Regions from separate parts of the Homo sapiens genome. Here region 1 is linked to region 2. A link is a loop called in an ENCODE intact Hi-C map of the cell type or tissue named here. Cell type or tissue: PC-3. All regions are shown on one strand. Links, peaks and the distances in the headings refer to the core of each region. The heading gives the core; the rest is flanking DNA. Region 1 overlaps EYS (eyes shut homolog). Region 2 overlaps EYS (eyes shut homolog).

What was found. Hi-C counts contacts between places; a loop is a spot of excess contacts. Peaks named below come from ENCODE experiments on the same cell type or tissue, not always from the same donor. Only the 100,000 strongest peaks of a DNase experiment are listed, where the experiment ranks them.
Region 1: a loop joins it to region 2, with 2.0 times the contacts of the local background. A loop is called at or near these places in 2 of 110 quality-filtered maps.

Annotation. Positions count from the first base shown.
Region 1 is chr6:64,287,350-64,295,700 of GRCh38, forward strand. All of the region lies in intron 30 of EYS (eyes shut homolog), which reads right to left. Among named protein-coding and RNA genes, the nearest start is that of SCAT8, 480 kb to the left of the region's middle. In PC-3, for the core only: no CTCF peak of the experiment used is centred there; DNase peaks (open chromatin) are centred at 3,682 and 6,872; H3K4me3 peaks cover 2,121 bases; H3K27ac peaks cover 5,400 bases.
Region 2 is chr6:64,081,950-64,090,248 of GRCh38, forward strand. It overlaps EYS (eyes shut homolog), which reads right to left. Exons shown (of 43, transcript NM_001142800.2): 32 at 1-53. Among named protein-coding and RNA genes, the nearest start is that of SCAT8, 280 kb to the left of the region's middle. In PC-3, for the core only: no CTCF peak of the experiment used is centred there; no DNase peak of the experiment used is centred there; H3K27ac peaks cover 1,361 bases.

The DNA of each region.
Region 1 (8,351 bases), core at 335-8,334, 210 kb after region 2:
ATGATGCTATTTTTAATGCTTGGGATTTTATCTACAATTTTATAAAAATTTAATATAAAAATGAGTACAAAATATACATATGGTATACTGAAAAGGATTGAATACCACATATTCTTGCTAACCAATGCAGTGAATGAAATCAATTCATATCTCAGTAGACTCATGATAATATCTAGCAAGTGGCTATCTAACACACAAATTGCCTTGAAAAGTTCTACCCTTTGCAAATGTCAACAATAGAGCAACATGGAAGAACGGGTTCTTCTCAGATGTAATGAGGCGGTATGGCCACCAGCAGTGAGTATAATTCTTCAAAATCCCACCCTCTGTTAGAGTTCATGTTGTGACACCATTTTATTTAAAAGAAGCAATATATCTTCACTGTCCTCCAGATCTTGACAAAATACATCTCATGGTTAACAATAGACCGGAAAGATTATCATATTATCACGGCTTTGCTCGTAGAGAACTTTTGGAGTCTCCATGGCTGATATGAAGTAACCCTATGGAGACAACAACAAAGCCTGAGAAGCTCAGCCTTGAGCCCCAAACACTTAGCAGGAATTCTGATACAAATTTTTGAGTGATTGTATGAATGAGTGAACTAATGTGTTCCTAAGTGAGAGAGATGAATTACAAAACACTACAAGTAAATGAAACCCCTGTGAAGAACATTACTGTCACTGATATATGAAACTCATTTGCAAAAGGGGTTTGGGAACACAGTAAATCACACTTCGAAAAGCCAGTTCTTTCATGCATTTCATGGATTGACAACTGTAAAAAGAAGTAGATGGTGTTGGGTCTTTGTATTTGACCACTGCTCTTTTCACTCTGCACAGTTTCCTTGGGTGTCTTTTTACTCATTTTAATGTTTTTTTCCTGCTACCTTTATATTTAATATTCTCAAACTTCTATTTTTAATGCATATCATATACTGGGTGACAGACTCTTTAATATAAATCAGCCTGCTGGACATATATACCTGGATGCTTATTCCCACAAAAGTTCAAATTCTGCATTTCCAAAGTGGAATGTACCACTCATATATATGAATCAAGTTCCTCTTTGCCTCACCGTTTTCTAGAGACTCAGACCACTCCTTCCAGTCTTCGCTGCTGCTGAGCAAATTCTTTTTCTTTCTTTGCTTTGAGCAACTGTTACAAGAGGAAGTCATTTATACGGCCTTCAACAAGAGAGTTCAGTGAGACTGAATCATTGGTCCAACTTATTACCAGACAGCATCTGGCCTGATAACACATCCTCATATAGCTCTCTGTCCTCTCTACTTTATTTTCCTTTTCTCTCTTGTGCTCCACATGATTGCATTTTTAAATAAAGTAAGTAGTAGCACAGGAAGAATCCAGGCTGAAACATCATAAAAATTTGCTCCTCTTTTGGTGGTATCTGCTGATGTTATCCACTTTTACCCTGAAACTGAAGTAAAAATTCTAGGAGTCATTCATGCCTCCTTTTCTTCCTCAATCTGCTAGAAACATAGTCGCTAAATCTAGCCATATTTCCTTCTAAAGAGCAGATGCATCATTCCTCTCTATTTTTGCCAACACTGACTTGCTTCAGGCACTCATTTTTTTCTTATTCAAAAAACCTCCTATCTGGTTTTCCTAATTCCAGTCTCATTTCTTCATTTTTGGCTCCACATCTACAATAAAGTGATTCGGGTGCTTCATCTAAAATGCATATCTTAACCCTGATTCTCAGCAGCTCCAAGCTCTTTAACCCATCACGCCTTCATTATCTGTTCTGAGCTTATGTTTTCAGGCTTATCAATCATGACTTCCCACCTTAATTTGTGTGTTTCCACAACACCAAACATGGCAATATTAAAAAATCTCTGGCTCCTTATCTAGAGTGCTTTCCTCTTTCCTCTTCTGGTAAACTCCCACTTTAGAACAAAGTTCAGGCATTCCTTCTTTTATAAAGCATGCCCACACATTACCAGGCTGAGAAAGGTGACTGTCTTTTGGGCAACATAAAATCTCTTATATATCCACTAGAAGAGTGACCCTTGCTTTTGCTTCGTTTTGTTGTATCCCATATCCCAGCATACTCAATGGATACGATATTCATTCACCAATTTCCCTCTATGGCAGGAGTTCTCATCCTATGAGAAGGCTCTACCTCTCCCAAATACTTGAACGGTATTTCAGATTCTAACGGAGGAAGACCAGGTATAGTGGTACAGTTTCTGATTCTGTTATGCCTGCTTTGTGCTGGGTTTGGGTATTTTTCCTCTCGTAAACCCACTCCCTGAAAATAACTACACAAATATATGCTTTACGAGGAGCAGAGTGGAACTGTTTTGTCTTTATATCTCAGTACCTAGACGATAATCTGACCATCAGTAGTAGTAAAAGGTCAATATATATTTACTGTGAATAAATGAATGAATGAATGAATGAATACTCCAGGAATAAACCTCAGGCAAACTGAGGTCATTTCTTGCTGGGGCTGAATAGTATGGTACTCTTAGAAATTTGAATTTTGATTTATATAGTGCCTTAGCGCACAGAATTCTTTGAGGTGTAACAAGTACATATACCTGGTAAGTAGGCAGTCAAATTGGCAATGTCTGTAGAAAAGGTGAGAAGGCTGGATAATAATAATCAACAATTATCTGATAGACTTAAAGGCACTATCTACTGTACCAAGCAGTGTCTGTTGTATAGCTGAATGCCTTTGGGAATTAAAGGCCAAGGAGGTTTTCTCTCTGACAGGATGAGCTCAGCATAGATGACTTTGCACTACGCAGCCATATAGCACTAAATGACTTCTGCTCTGTTTATTGGTATCTATCCATCAATCACAGGCATTGTTATGGCAACCAAGGAAGTATTTTTATCATTTGTAACTCCCTCTTTTATTATAATTATCTGTGTATGTGTTCTCCCCCCAATATACTGTGAGTTCCTTAATGACAGGGACTTTATTTATCTTCACAGCATAGCAGGAGTTAAAATATTATAAAGTAGAAGAAAAAACAGGTCAGAATGGAACAGTAGTGAGATGGAAGCTGGAGGAATATGATGGAACCAGATCAGTAAGTGTGTTCAAGGCTAAACAGAAATATCCTGACACCTTAGGTAGGTTAAAATTTTAGCAGCCTACATTAGTTTGTATAATCTTCACTGATGTAACAAATATATCACCAAATTTTAGTAGCCTAACTTAATTATTCATTTTAGCTCGCTTAGCAGTCTAATGCTGGTGGTTATATTCAATGGGACTGAGAGAATAGAGGATCTTAGGAAACCTCCATCCTTTGATGCCATTCTTGGTGGGGGGCTTAGAGTCCTCTTCTTCCAGAACGAAGGTGAGGGGAGAAAGAATAGATGACAAAGTCCAAAGAATCATGTATCATATGTTCGAGTCGTAAGTGGCAATAATTTATTTCTCTTCATACTTCATTGGTGAGAACTAGGTCTATGTTCTACGTTCTTACACAAGATATTGACAAACTTTTTCCATAAAGAGCCAAATGGTAAATATTTTAGGCTTTGTGGGTCATGCATTTCTGTTACAACTACTCAACTGTGGTTGTAACCTGAAAGCAACCACAGATAATATGTAAATGACTCGATATGGCTATGTTCCAGTAGATGCAAGAGGGATAGAGGAGACTGAGCAAAGTATCAATGGCTGGCAACTACTTCTAGGGGAAGTAGTTTATATTACGGAGCGGGTATATAAGCTCTTCTGTTGCAAAGCTAGTAGAAAACTTAACTTTTATTCTGAAGGCCATAATAAGCATTTGAAAGACTGCCATCTGTAAATACCAAAAGCAGATATTGAAAATATAGATGCCTGAGGGGACTAGAGGATATGACTCTTATCAGTGTCACCACAGTTTTAAATATATGCAATAGTTTTAACAGAGCTGTCATTAATCATGAACATTATCATGAATGCTATTATTCCAAAATGAACAATCTTTTTATTGTTTATAGTAATAAAATATGTAACCTCAAATAGTAACATCTGAAAATGATTCATTTCAAATTATATCATATAGGATTATATTTGTATAAGTAAAACAACTATATTCATTTTATTGCAAAACTGAAAATAGTTTCATTTTCCTGAATGTTTCATTTCCCAAGTATTAAAATAGATTTTAAAACATAAATATTGATAGCTTTCAATTGTCAAGTAAAGCAGACAATGCACAAAAATTTGAAAAAGACAGGAATAGAACATTGGAAACTTTTACAGTGCAGGGAAGTGAAACTATATTTCAGTTAAAAACTTATGCAAAATTAAAAAGTCAAATTGGAATAGAAATAAATCCAACATATAACAAAAGTCTATGAATTTTGTATTTGTACTCTGCTCTTAAGTGTCTTTGTCTCTATTTTCTTTTATTTTAGTGTATTATTCTCATTTATTTTTTACTGGAATAAAAATAAAGTAGATACTTTAAAAAATGAAGGTAGGACATTTGGATTTCTTACGAAAAGTGTTATTCTTCTTAGAAGATTATTCTTGTAAATTTATTGGGAATATTGTCAAATATATATGAAGATGGCTGATTATAACAGTTAACAAAATTGAAATAATTCTTGTGTCCAGACATTGTGCTAAGTGCATGGCTTATACACAATATCATTTATTCCTTATATCAGTCGTATTATTACCAATATTATTGTCTCCACTTTATTGGTAAGGAAACTGAAGTACAGAGAGGTTAAGTAATTTTCCTAAGATTATGTCAGTAGTAAGCAACACAGCTGAACTTTGAAACTTGGTGTGTCTGACTTTTAAATCCTCTCCACAGAAATACAACAGCTTAACTCAAACCCACTTCCACAAAACCAGCAGTTAAGCTCTCTAGTTCCCATCTGTGTAACACGGCAGAGGCACTCTTTCTGGAGTTGCAGCATATTAACCATGTGTTGTAATTAAATCTCTGTAACAAGGAGAAACACCTTAAATTACTTTTGGGAATAGCCTTTAGATTGTGAAATACATTTGATAGCAAAAATATTAGTCCTGGGGCATGGTCCAAAAGTTTAAAAAATAATATTATGAAAGTTAATTGTTCTTCATATGATAAAAGAAAATAAATTGAGTTGCTAGAGAGCTAGGGGTTAAGGGTTTCCGGAATAATGAGTTGAGAACAGATTATAGGGAGGGCACAGAAGTTAGAATAAGGTTGGGACTGAATCCAAGAGCAGATCTTTAAGATTTGAGGTAAGAGTAGTCAAGGTATTTCTAAGATCGAGGATAGCTAATATATATTTATATTTACATCTTTGTTTTTTTGTGCTGTTTTCTGAAATATCTGACCTCTTCTTTGTGACCCCTCCCCAACCAAATTTTGTGTTAGTTGCTTTTTGGAAAAATTCAGGAAAAGGGACTACGTTGACTTTTAGGTTGAGGAGAAACAAATGACAAACAACAAGTACAATAACAATAACTAGAAATGATAACATATATGCTATGTATTTGGCCCCATTCTGAGGATTTAAAAAATATACATCAAATCATGCAATACTCTGTGGTCAGTATTATTGTTATCATCACCATTTATAGATGAGGAAACTATGAAGTCACATAGGAAATAAGTAATACAACCACTATTCAATGTATGGTTCCAGTGTCGTTGTTCTTCTTTACAGTTCTATATGATCGTTTCTAAGCTTTAGAATCAGACTGTTAATGATATCAATATGTCACTTTACTTTAAAAATGTAAGCAGAGACTATAACAAAAACTATGCATTTAATCTTAAATTCCCTTGTGAAATGGGAAGGACAGAATTTGCACATGGAATAAAGGCTCGATTCATTTTGGGAAATTATGATTTCACAAAACTGGTCACTTTATTGCTATTATTTAAAGAGTAGCCAAATACATGTATGTGTACAAACATTTAAAATGAATGTTTGCTTAAAAGTAGGGTTTCTAGATAGTTACCACAAATGTATAAAAACATGTTATATGCTTTATAACTTACTCCCTTTTGAAAAGCAAATCATGTCCAATTTAGTGACATTAATGATATTTTGAGATGATATGTGGGGGTGGATAAAAGTGGAAAATGATCTCTGGTGCTTTCTATCTTTGGTTTCTGTATCATTTCCTTCTATTAAAATACTTCTGCCTATTATCACAACACATTCCTTCAGGAATAGTAATTATTTAAAAGAGGATGGCAGGGTAACATAACATTTAGTCCTGAGTCATTATCCTTATATGGAAAAATTTGAGAATGTGTAATAAAGGGTAAGATGGTGTTTGGATATAAGGTAGCTTTAAAGGTGTATGTAAATGCTATGTTTCTTGTAGTTAATTTTTTTTAACAAAGTATTTTTTAAAATTATCCATATTGATGCATAGAGATGTATTTTATTCTTTTCTCTGACTTATAAGTATTACTATTCCATTTTATTTATTACATTTTTAAACGTCCATTTCTCTGCTTTGCAATGTTCCTACTATTTCTAATAAGGCTATTCAGAGAGTCATTAGATTACATGTGAGTGCTTCTGTAGGGAAGAAACTAGAGGTAGAATAACTGATTTAGCTGTTCTTAATATCGTACCTGTCTACTCTGCCTGAATGAGAAATCAATCTTTCATATTTTAGGCATAAGACATAAGCAAATATGTGATAATAAAATTTTTGTGCCTGAGGTATACGCTACCTAATTATTAAGAACACAGGTGAAACAAATGTAGGTGACTATAAAATAGAGATAGAAAATGCTATAAGAGTTAATCCAAAGTTTGTCATATACACAGATATAATTAGTATCAACTTTACTGTTGGAAAAAACCTTGGTAAAATGATTCAAGCAAACATAAAACCAAATAACAATCCCCATCACCAAATAAAAACCAAAATACCAAACTGGTGAATCAGTTTCTCTGTCAATGCTATGTTAAGAACTATTGCTAGATTTTCTTATATCAGCATAAAGCTGACTGCAAAGAAGAGGTGAGGAAATAGATCATGCTATTCTAAAAATTTAAATATTTTGATAAATTTAAAAAATGTGTCACTGAGCATCAGGCAAGAGATTTATAATTTGTGGTGATAGTCACCTTACTTCCTTCATGTGAGTAGGACTTTTAGCTTCTCAATAACAGAACCTCAGTGATATAATTAATATAAAATAGTAAGGTAAGACTACATTCCCTGTAATAAAATCCTGCATCACATGTCGTCTTCCAAGGACCATCTGTCCAGATGAGCCTTGCTGTAATAATCAAGTAAACGGAGCCACCAGACAAATTAGTGGAGAGCTTCAATTCTCATAGTGTCATCTGGGGGTTATTTAAATGTTATTTGACTTTTTCACTGTGGTTATACTTGCACTGATAGTCAAAGATAATAGTGGATAAAACTACTGATGGCTTAGTATGATACAAATAGTGGCACCACCTGTACTAGATAAGAGTATTATCACTTTAATTTAAAAAATTAAGATTATACTTGAAACAGTGGTAACACTAACTTTATTCAAATATAAGTTATGAATTACATGCCTTTTTAATAAAGTGTATGATGAAAAGGGGGGTATGCATAATGTATTTCTGCTGTATGCTGGAGTAAGATGATTGCCTCAAGGAGAAGCATGAGTCATTTTTGATGTGTAAGACCAACTAGCTGCTAATTTTTGTGGAACACAGTTTTACATGAAAGAATAACTAATATTCAGCTATGGTTATGCATTCTTGGGTTATTGGGTAGACATTTTCTCAAAAAGAAAATGGGTCTGGCCGGGCACGGTGGCTCACGCCTGTAACCCCAGCACTTTAGGAGGCCGAAGCGGGGGGATCACGAGGTCAGGAGATCAAGACCATCCTGGCTAACATGGTGAAACCCCGTCTCTACTAAAAATATTTAAAAAATTAGCCGTTTTTTTAGTTAATGGGTGCAGCACACCAACATGCACATGTATACATATGTAACAAACCTGCACATTGTGCACATGTACCCTAAAACGAAGAAGAAGGAAGAAAGGAAGAAAGGAAGAAAGGAAGAAGAAGAAGAAGGAAGAAGAAGAAGAAGAAGGAAGAAGAAGAGGAAGGAGAGGAAAGAAGAAGAAGAAGAAGAAGAGGAAGAAGAGGAAGAAGAAGAAGAAGAAGAAGAAGAAGAAGAAGAAGAAGAAGAAGAAGAAGAAAGAAGAAAGAAGAAAGAAGAAAGAAGAAAGAAGAAGAAAGAAGAAGAAAGAAGAAGAAAGAAGAAGAAAAGAAGAAGAAAATTAGCCGGGTGCAGTGGCGGGCGTCTGTAGTCCCAGCTACTCAGGAGGCTGAGGCAGGAGAATGGCGTGAACCGAGAAGGCGGAGCTTGCAGTGAGCTGAGATCGCGCCGCTGCACTCCAG
Region 2 (8,299 bases), core at 1-8,000:
GGGCAGTTCTAAATAGGAATTCCCATTGAAAGATGGAAAGAATAAACCTGCATCTAAAAAAGAAAATGGTATTAATATGTTCTGATAGCATTATATTGCTACTCAAGTAGATAAAAACTTAGCATTTATAGTTAGCATTCATTTGAAAAGGTAACACTAGTATTTAAAATGTTAGGTCCAATTTTAAGAACTTTAGATATAAAGTGTAATAAATTTATATTTATTGCCTCAAATAATTCACTACCAGTACAGAGGAAAAGACTGAATAAGAGTTATAATTTGATGTTTATGGATGGGTTTTAAGACATAACAAACACTCTAAAATTGTCTGAAAAAAATTTGTGTACTTGCATTGTGAAATCAGTGTTTCACCAGATTCTTTTGCGATATTTTGTGATGTGAAGGTTGTATTGTTTGTTAATTTTTAATTTTTGTGTTTACATTGTAGGTATATATATTTATGGGTTTCATGAGATATTTTGATACAGGAATACAATGTATCATAATCACATCAGGGTCAATGGAGTATCCATCACCTTAAGCATTTATCCTTTGGGTTACAAACATCAAGATATACACTTAAAATTGATAAATTTTATTTGATGTAATTATATGTCAATAAAGTGAAAAAAATTCTGTGACACACAAAGGTTAGAGAACTGTCACACAGAGGAATTTTATTAATGTTCATTAATATTTAGTGCTTTTCAATAATACTTAGTTATTTTATAAGTAGTATTACTATAATATGCAAGGTTATTAGTTTTAGACTTATAGAATTATTTGTATTTTAAATAATCTCACAAAATCTTGGTGCACATAAAATTTAAAACATTTCATTGTTATAGATCTATATTCATATCTATTAAAATATAATTGGTACATAGAACAAGTGTAACACATGGTATGTTGAAAATGCAACTTCTTTAACATTTGGTAATAAAAAAAAGAAAATGCAACTTCTTTTTTTTTTTTTTGAGATAGTGTCTCATTTTATCAGCACAACTGAAGTGCAATGGAGCAATCTCGGCTCACTTCAGCCTCAAACTCTCAGGCTCAGGTCATCCATCTGCCTCAGCCTCTGAAGTAATTGGGACTACAGGTGTGTGCCAACACGCCTGGCTAACTTTTGTATTTTTAGTAGAGACAGGGTTTCACCATGTTGCCCAGGATTGTCTCAAACTCCTGAGCTCAAGCAATCTGCCCACCTTGGCCTCCCAAAGTGCTGGAATTACAGATGTGAGCCACCATGCCCAGCCAACTTTCTTTTTTGTCTTTCTCACAATGGGGGGAATTTTCTCTGCCACTGGACGGAAATTTAGTATTTCCGATTATTTTTACCATCTCTCTAAGTCATACAGTGAGTGAGAAACTAATATCCAGTCTAAGAAATTTAGTAACAGTTAAATCTTCCATCAGAGATATGATTTCTCCTATCCTCCTTCACCAGCCTATCTCTGTAGGGTGGCCTGACACCTGCTGTCTTCCTTGAGGGGCAGAAGTAACCTGGTTTCTGTTCTTCTTTTTATCACCTCTCCTAAGGTTAGCTGCTGTTTCTGACCCTTCCAGCTTTGAATGGGGAGAAAGTAAGGTGGGGTGGAAAGGAAAGACTACACAGTAAAGAAGAGCTGTTAGAAATGGCAATTGTACTGTTGTAACCAGGCATCTTGCTCTTTAGGAAGGGAACATGTTTAAAACTGGTTGTTTCTTTCATGGTAGGGATGCCAGATAAAATACAGGATGCTCAGTTAAATTCAAATTTCAGATAAATAACAAATAAGTTTTTTGTTGTTATTTGTTTGTTTTTTGAGACAGTCTTGCTTCGTTGCCCAGGCTGGAGTGCAATGGTGCAATCTTGGCTCACTGCAACCTCCACCTCCCGGCTTCAAGCGATTCTCCTGCCTCAGCCTCCTGAGTAGCTGGGATTACAGTCATGTGCCACCATGCCTGGCTAACTTTTGTATTTTTAGTAGAGACGGGGTTTCACTATGTTGGCCAGGCTGCTCTCTAACTCCTGACCTCAGGTGATCCACCTGCCTCAGTCTCCCAAAGTGCTGGGATTACAGGCGTGAGCCACTGTGCCCAGCCTAAATAAGTTTTTAGTATAAGTATGTCTCAAACATCACATGAAATATACTAAAAATAGTGCTGTTTATTTGAAATTTAAATTTAAGAATCCTGTAATTTTAGTTGCTAGATCTGGCAACACTATGACTCATGAGCATTTATTCAATCTTTGGAAACCTTTGTCAACTGCCACGCCTAGGATTTGCAGCCATACCCTGCCTTCTTTCTTGTCACTTCTATCTTGGTCTTGCTCTGATTTTTCAAACTCTTGTTGTTGACAGTGATTTGCCTGTGTCAGTGCAAACATTGCACAGATTAAGTTAAGTAGGCAAGGATGACTTTTCCCAAGGCTATTGCAATAAGGGAGAGGTCAGAACTCAGTCTGAGCTCAACTGCTTTGTAATAAAGTAAAGGGTGGGAGAGTTTTTAAGAGCTGGAGTGAGAGAGAACACAGGCTGTCTGTGTTTGCTAATTGGCTTTATTCAAAGGATAAGTAAACTTTCTCTTATCTTTGTATTAGGACATAGTTTTACAACTAGGAATCAAGGCACCCATTGAAGTTAGTCTTATACCCTCCCCTAGAGGTGGACAGATGGGCTGCTGTCTTCTTTTATGATTACATTTTGGGGGAGCAGTGGTTCCAAGAACCTTAAGAAAGATTCCTGGCTGGTAAAACTGACAAGATCTTTAAAAGATTTATGTTTCAAAGGCAACAGAGAAATAATGTAATACGGAAAGTTTTCTAAAGTAAATGCTCCAAGGACCTAGTCAGGAAGAAACCTTTCTAAAGTTTAGTTAAGCTAAGAAGAGTGTTAAGGCCATCTTAGTCACTTAACAAGCAGCATTTGGGAAGAACATAAAATGACTTCAGGCCAGTTGCTTTTCCTGAGGGGTACATATCTAGTCCGTGGTAAAGACTCTTAAATTCCTGGTCATCTCCTGCCCTACTGTATGTGGGGTATAGTTAATTTCCAACCAAACTCTGTCTCTGTTTTTCTTCTGTTGTTTTTTTTGAGACAGAGTCTTGTTCTTTTGCACAGGCTGCAACTGTGGTGCAGTCTCTGCTCACTGTAACCCCCGCCTCCCGAGTAGCTGGGATTACAGGTGCATGCCACCATGTCTGGCTAATTTTTGCATTTTTAGTAGTGATGGGTTTTCGCTATGTTGGCCAGGCTGGTTGGGCTCCTGACCCCAAGTGATCCACCTGCCTAGGCCTCCCAAAGTGCTGGGATTATAGGCGTGAGTCACCCTGCCCAGCCCTCTGTCTCTTTCTCTCTCCCCCTCCTTCTCCTTCCAGACGCGCGCGCGTGCGCACGTGCGCGCGCACACACACACACACACACACACACAGTGCTGCTTTAGCTCAGCTATGAATGTATGACTATAGGTCAACAGTCCATGGTGCTACTTTCTAAGTGATCCAGCTGTAGCTATCTCCAAACACATTGTCAGGTACGGTGGGTGGAAGAGGGTGGGGAGTGAAGTCCACAAGATAGCCTTCTTCAAAAACATTTTCTCAAAATTATCTCTTAAAATCTTCTGGTCCAAATACATACCCTTTTTAAATCAAGAATACTTTCTAGTTAAATCTTGCTTTTAGGTATGGCACCTCATTTGTTTACAGTGTTATATCCTGTTGTGCAAAAGAAAGTTTATTTTTAATATCCTGTTTATGCCTATAACTTGTGAAGGTTAGTTGTTAGAATCAGGTATAAACAATACAACTTAACTATTATTAAACTGCTTTACTTAAGTTATATGGTATCACAAAAGTTACCGTTTGTTGGCCTTCTACACACAATCTTTTACTCTTAGAAATTTACCTACCTGGTTCTGCATTTTATTGAATCTGTTTTTTCAAAGGTTATTAAGGCCTTGTTAGCAAGTTCTTCATCGGTGCTTATGAGCACTGATGCCTAGAAATCTCCATAATACTAAGCCGTCATTTTTATTAAAACTTTCTCTTTCCTTGTCTTTCATGACACTGTTCTGTACTTTGGCTGTCTTCTTACCTACCTTTTGCAGACTGTTTCTTCAACCACTTTATAACACACATAGTTTCCAAGGCTCTGTCCTCTGTCTTGAGTCCTCTAATCATTTCTGACTTTTCTACATCTGCTGCTCCTTCAGTTTCTAACTCATAGTACTTAGTGTTCCAAGCTTAGAAACTCAGCATCATTATCTACTCGTCTCTTCCCAAACTAGTTGCTAGATCCTGACACTTGCTTAAATCAAAGCTTTTGTCTTTCCTTCTGCTACCACAACCCTTTAAGTTCTCATTGTTTCAACTGAACTGTTGCAGTGGCTTCTTTCTAACTTGCTTTCCTTCCTACAGTGTCTATTAGTTGTCATTGCTGCCATGTCAATTTTATTCAATCATAATTACCTGAGACCTTTGGTCAAAAACTTCAGTGGCTACAGTATAATTATCAAGTAAGCCAGGCCCTCCATGGTCTTCCTTTTTAGTGCTTCTACACATACATATCTCCTGCTAAGGTTGAACCAACTTTCTTTTGTTTCTCTACTTGTGTTCATACTGTTCTATCTTTGTAGAACGTTCTTCCTCAAATCCTAGGTATAAAATTTCTCCCTTAATTCAAGGCCTACTTGAATATTCTCCCAAATTTGAACTCCTCAAAGCATTGTATCCGCAACTTTTTTAGTCTATGTATTGTTTTTTATCCTACGTTACAATTGTTGGCATAAATATAGAATTGATAATATAGTAAACCTAATAATTTGGATGAAGGCAGTGAAGTGACTTTAATTAGTAGAAATAGAATGTCCTAAGCATATGAATTCTAAGAAGGCACTGGGGAAAATATGAGTTAAGGAGGTGAGTTTCCTTTCCTGTGACCAGAAACGATTATAACATAGTTGGAATGTCACTTATGGAGCAGAAGGTTTGCAGATGCTGAACTGCACATGCATCAACTTTTAATGATAGAAGAAAAGCCATATACCAATCAAGTTAAGATGCAATGTAACTAGCTAGACACTAGGAGAAGTTTGGATATGAATTTGGATACCATTAGTAGAGGAAAATGGTTAAGTTTACAAAGAGATGGACTTGGCTTGTAAATAAATAGGATCCTTAGCATATAACTTGGAAACTATTTGGATGTTGCATATCTGTTGATTCTACCATAGATATGGTTTTAGACAGTTTCTTCGTGTTATTTTTGCCTATCTTACTGGGAGTCACTAATGAATTCAACGCATTCAACAAACATCTATCAAGTGACTACTACATCCCAAATACTCATCAGGGAATACAGTGTTGAGCAAATATATAAAGATTACCCTAATGGAGCTTAGATTTTAGCTTCATAGAAGGAAACCCCAAGTTAGGAGTTGCACATGTTTTTGGGAGGTCCTGGACAAATGTGCCATCATGTTCTCTTGACCATTTTTCTTGACATTTGTTGTCACCAGGAGCATTGAAACTAATGTGAGATGGAAGACTAGATAAAAAGGAAAGTCCATAAGCCTATCTCATCTATCCTCCTACAGTATACATTCTCTGAAGAAAAGATCTGTGTTTGATTCACCTTTGATCCCCCTATGGCATGTCCAACTTTGCACATGTTAGGCAAATGCTATATTCTTTGATAAATACAAATACAACTAAAATGATCATACATGGTAGTTTGAAAACAAAAATCAGAAAAATATTTTATAAATAAAATGGGATGAGAAAAGGTAATGATGAGATTCCAGCATTTTTCTTGTTGTTAGGGCTTTTCACACTATTGATAAGTCCACCAGAAAATGTTTGAGAAAGGATAGTCTTTATATATGGGTTTATATATGAATTAAATTATTTGGTTTTATAATTAGGTTTTACTTATTCTGAGAAGCAATGAACTCACAAAGTACAATAAAAATATAATTCAATTTGCTAAAAAATGACTTCCGTGTTGCTTTGCAGGAGCACATCTATTATATAATTCAGGTGCACCTGCCTACTTTCTGGCTCACACACTCTTTGAACCTGTTTTCAGTGCTGACAGGTTTTATGAAAATTATGACAGGAAACAACAATTATAAGCAATAAACATTTGCTATTGAATTGCTTTCTAACCATATTAATTTTCATTATCACCGTGTTTAGTGGATATGTTGAAAAACAGAACTGCCCTGAATATGGAAAACAAGACTAATTGGGGTTAGGCAGAGTGTTTTCCCGCTGCTTCCAAAAGCCTCTTCAGGCGATGCTATTTGAACACACTCCAAATTTATTTCTCTTCCAATTATAAATGAAAAAAGCAACAAGGTCTTTATACGAAACATGTATTAAACATCTTACATATAGTATACTATATTACTTATAGTATTGAATTACTGGGTACTGACTACAAAATGACATCTAAAATATACTCTGCAATGTTTGAATGTCTTAAAAGATCATATAGACTTATCAAACTAATTATATTAACTTTGATATGATTCACAAAATAAAGTTAATTTTGAGTCATGGGAACATCTAATAAATCAAGATGGAGAATCTTTTAAGTTCCTAAATTATATTAAAAAAAATCTCAAATTGGCAAAGGAAGCTATGAAAGCACAGTATTGAGTTTGAAATAACTTATGCTAAAAGTATGGATTATCATTTTTATTATTTTTTTTAACCAAGCATAGTTCTGTAGTATGAATCAGGGCCACTATCAATAACAACTCATTGAAATTTTATCCAAGAGAGTACAACAGAATATTATAAAGAAAACACAAAAGAGATGAGTATCTTTACCCTGAACACAACGCAACTTAGCAGAATAAAAGTTAGTGATTCTGAATAGAAATGATGCCCCTTTGTCTACAGCACAAATCCCCTTAGCCTTCTATAAAGGCCTTCTATTAGCTAACCTCAGAGTCTGACACACTAATACACATAAAGCTACAAATACAATGGGTCACAAATTATTCATATACAAGTTGATTGTATTTCTTGGTACCAGAAGAAACAGAATATTGTTTGCTATTTCTTTATAATGGAAATAGATTTGATTTACTCAATAGAAATTAAAAATTAATACTACTGATGTTTTTGTTGAGTAGTTTTTCACCTTCCCCAGAAAGGACATCGTACAAACTCTGTGACGAAGTTTATAAAAAAGAAGGTGACTGAAATGATGCAATTATTATTTTAATTTAAAAATATTACATTTTCCACTTATGAGTCTAATTTTATTAAAATCTGTGATTTAAATGAATATCACCAGTTTATAAGTCCATGTATCTCCTTTCCTGAAGAAGCATTCATTAAAAAAATAAGTCTAACCAATAATATTCAAAGGTTTAGAAACTATAATTACCTACATTTATTATAATATTATAAAATTAAATCTCAAGATACATGAAATTTTAAATACTATATATAAATAAGAATCAATTTATAATTTTCAGTGATTACAATTAAAATGATTATAATTATGATTATCAATATCTTAAATATTTACATATAGTACAAACACTAAATATAATACTGTATATCCTATAATATAGTATATATAAATTATACTAAACTTTTTTACCACATTATACATTTTTGCTTATTTTAGAATTTAAAAAATTTAGATTTAGATGACTTGAGTTTCATAGACTAAATTATTACACTTACTTGAATAATTTCTTCACATTAGACATTCACATTTCTATTAATCCATAAACACTGATAAATTTGTTAAGTGCTGATAAAAATTTACTACTCTCTTGTTGCTGTTAGTACAGCTGTTATTTTTGCTACATCTATTTTTCCCCCACAGAAGAGAACTTCTAAAAATCAGCAGAACTAACATTTCTCCTTTTGATTGTACCTACTTCATTCCTTCATTTAAAGCATGAAAAGAACTGCTCTACATCTGACCAAAGCAATGCACAAGGAAACAATGTTTTAGAACACCCTTTCTCATCCTTCACTGTCACTTCCAATCTAGCATTACTTTTTCATCCCTGATTTCTCTGTTAACAGTTGATCATCATGATTTGCTATTTGATCCTGTCAAAAATCTGAGGCCCCAAAGCTCTGACCCCACTTCCTTTCTCTTACTAAATAAAACATCGTTTAGCACACCAACAAGATCTTCAATGCAGGAAAAATAAAACTAGGACAAGAAAGGTATGAAAAACTATCAATATTTCTCATTGTACTTGACATGCCATAATAGCTACCATTCTCTCTCTAGTCTATTCTTAAATCTTTTCTACTTTAGAAATTCTCCCTGAGTGA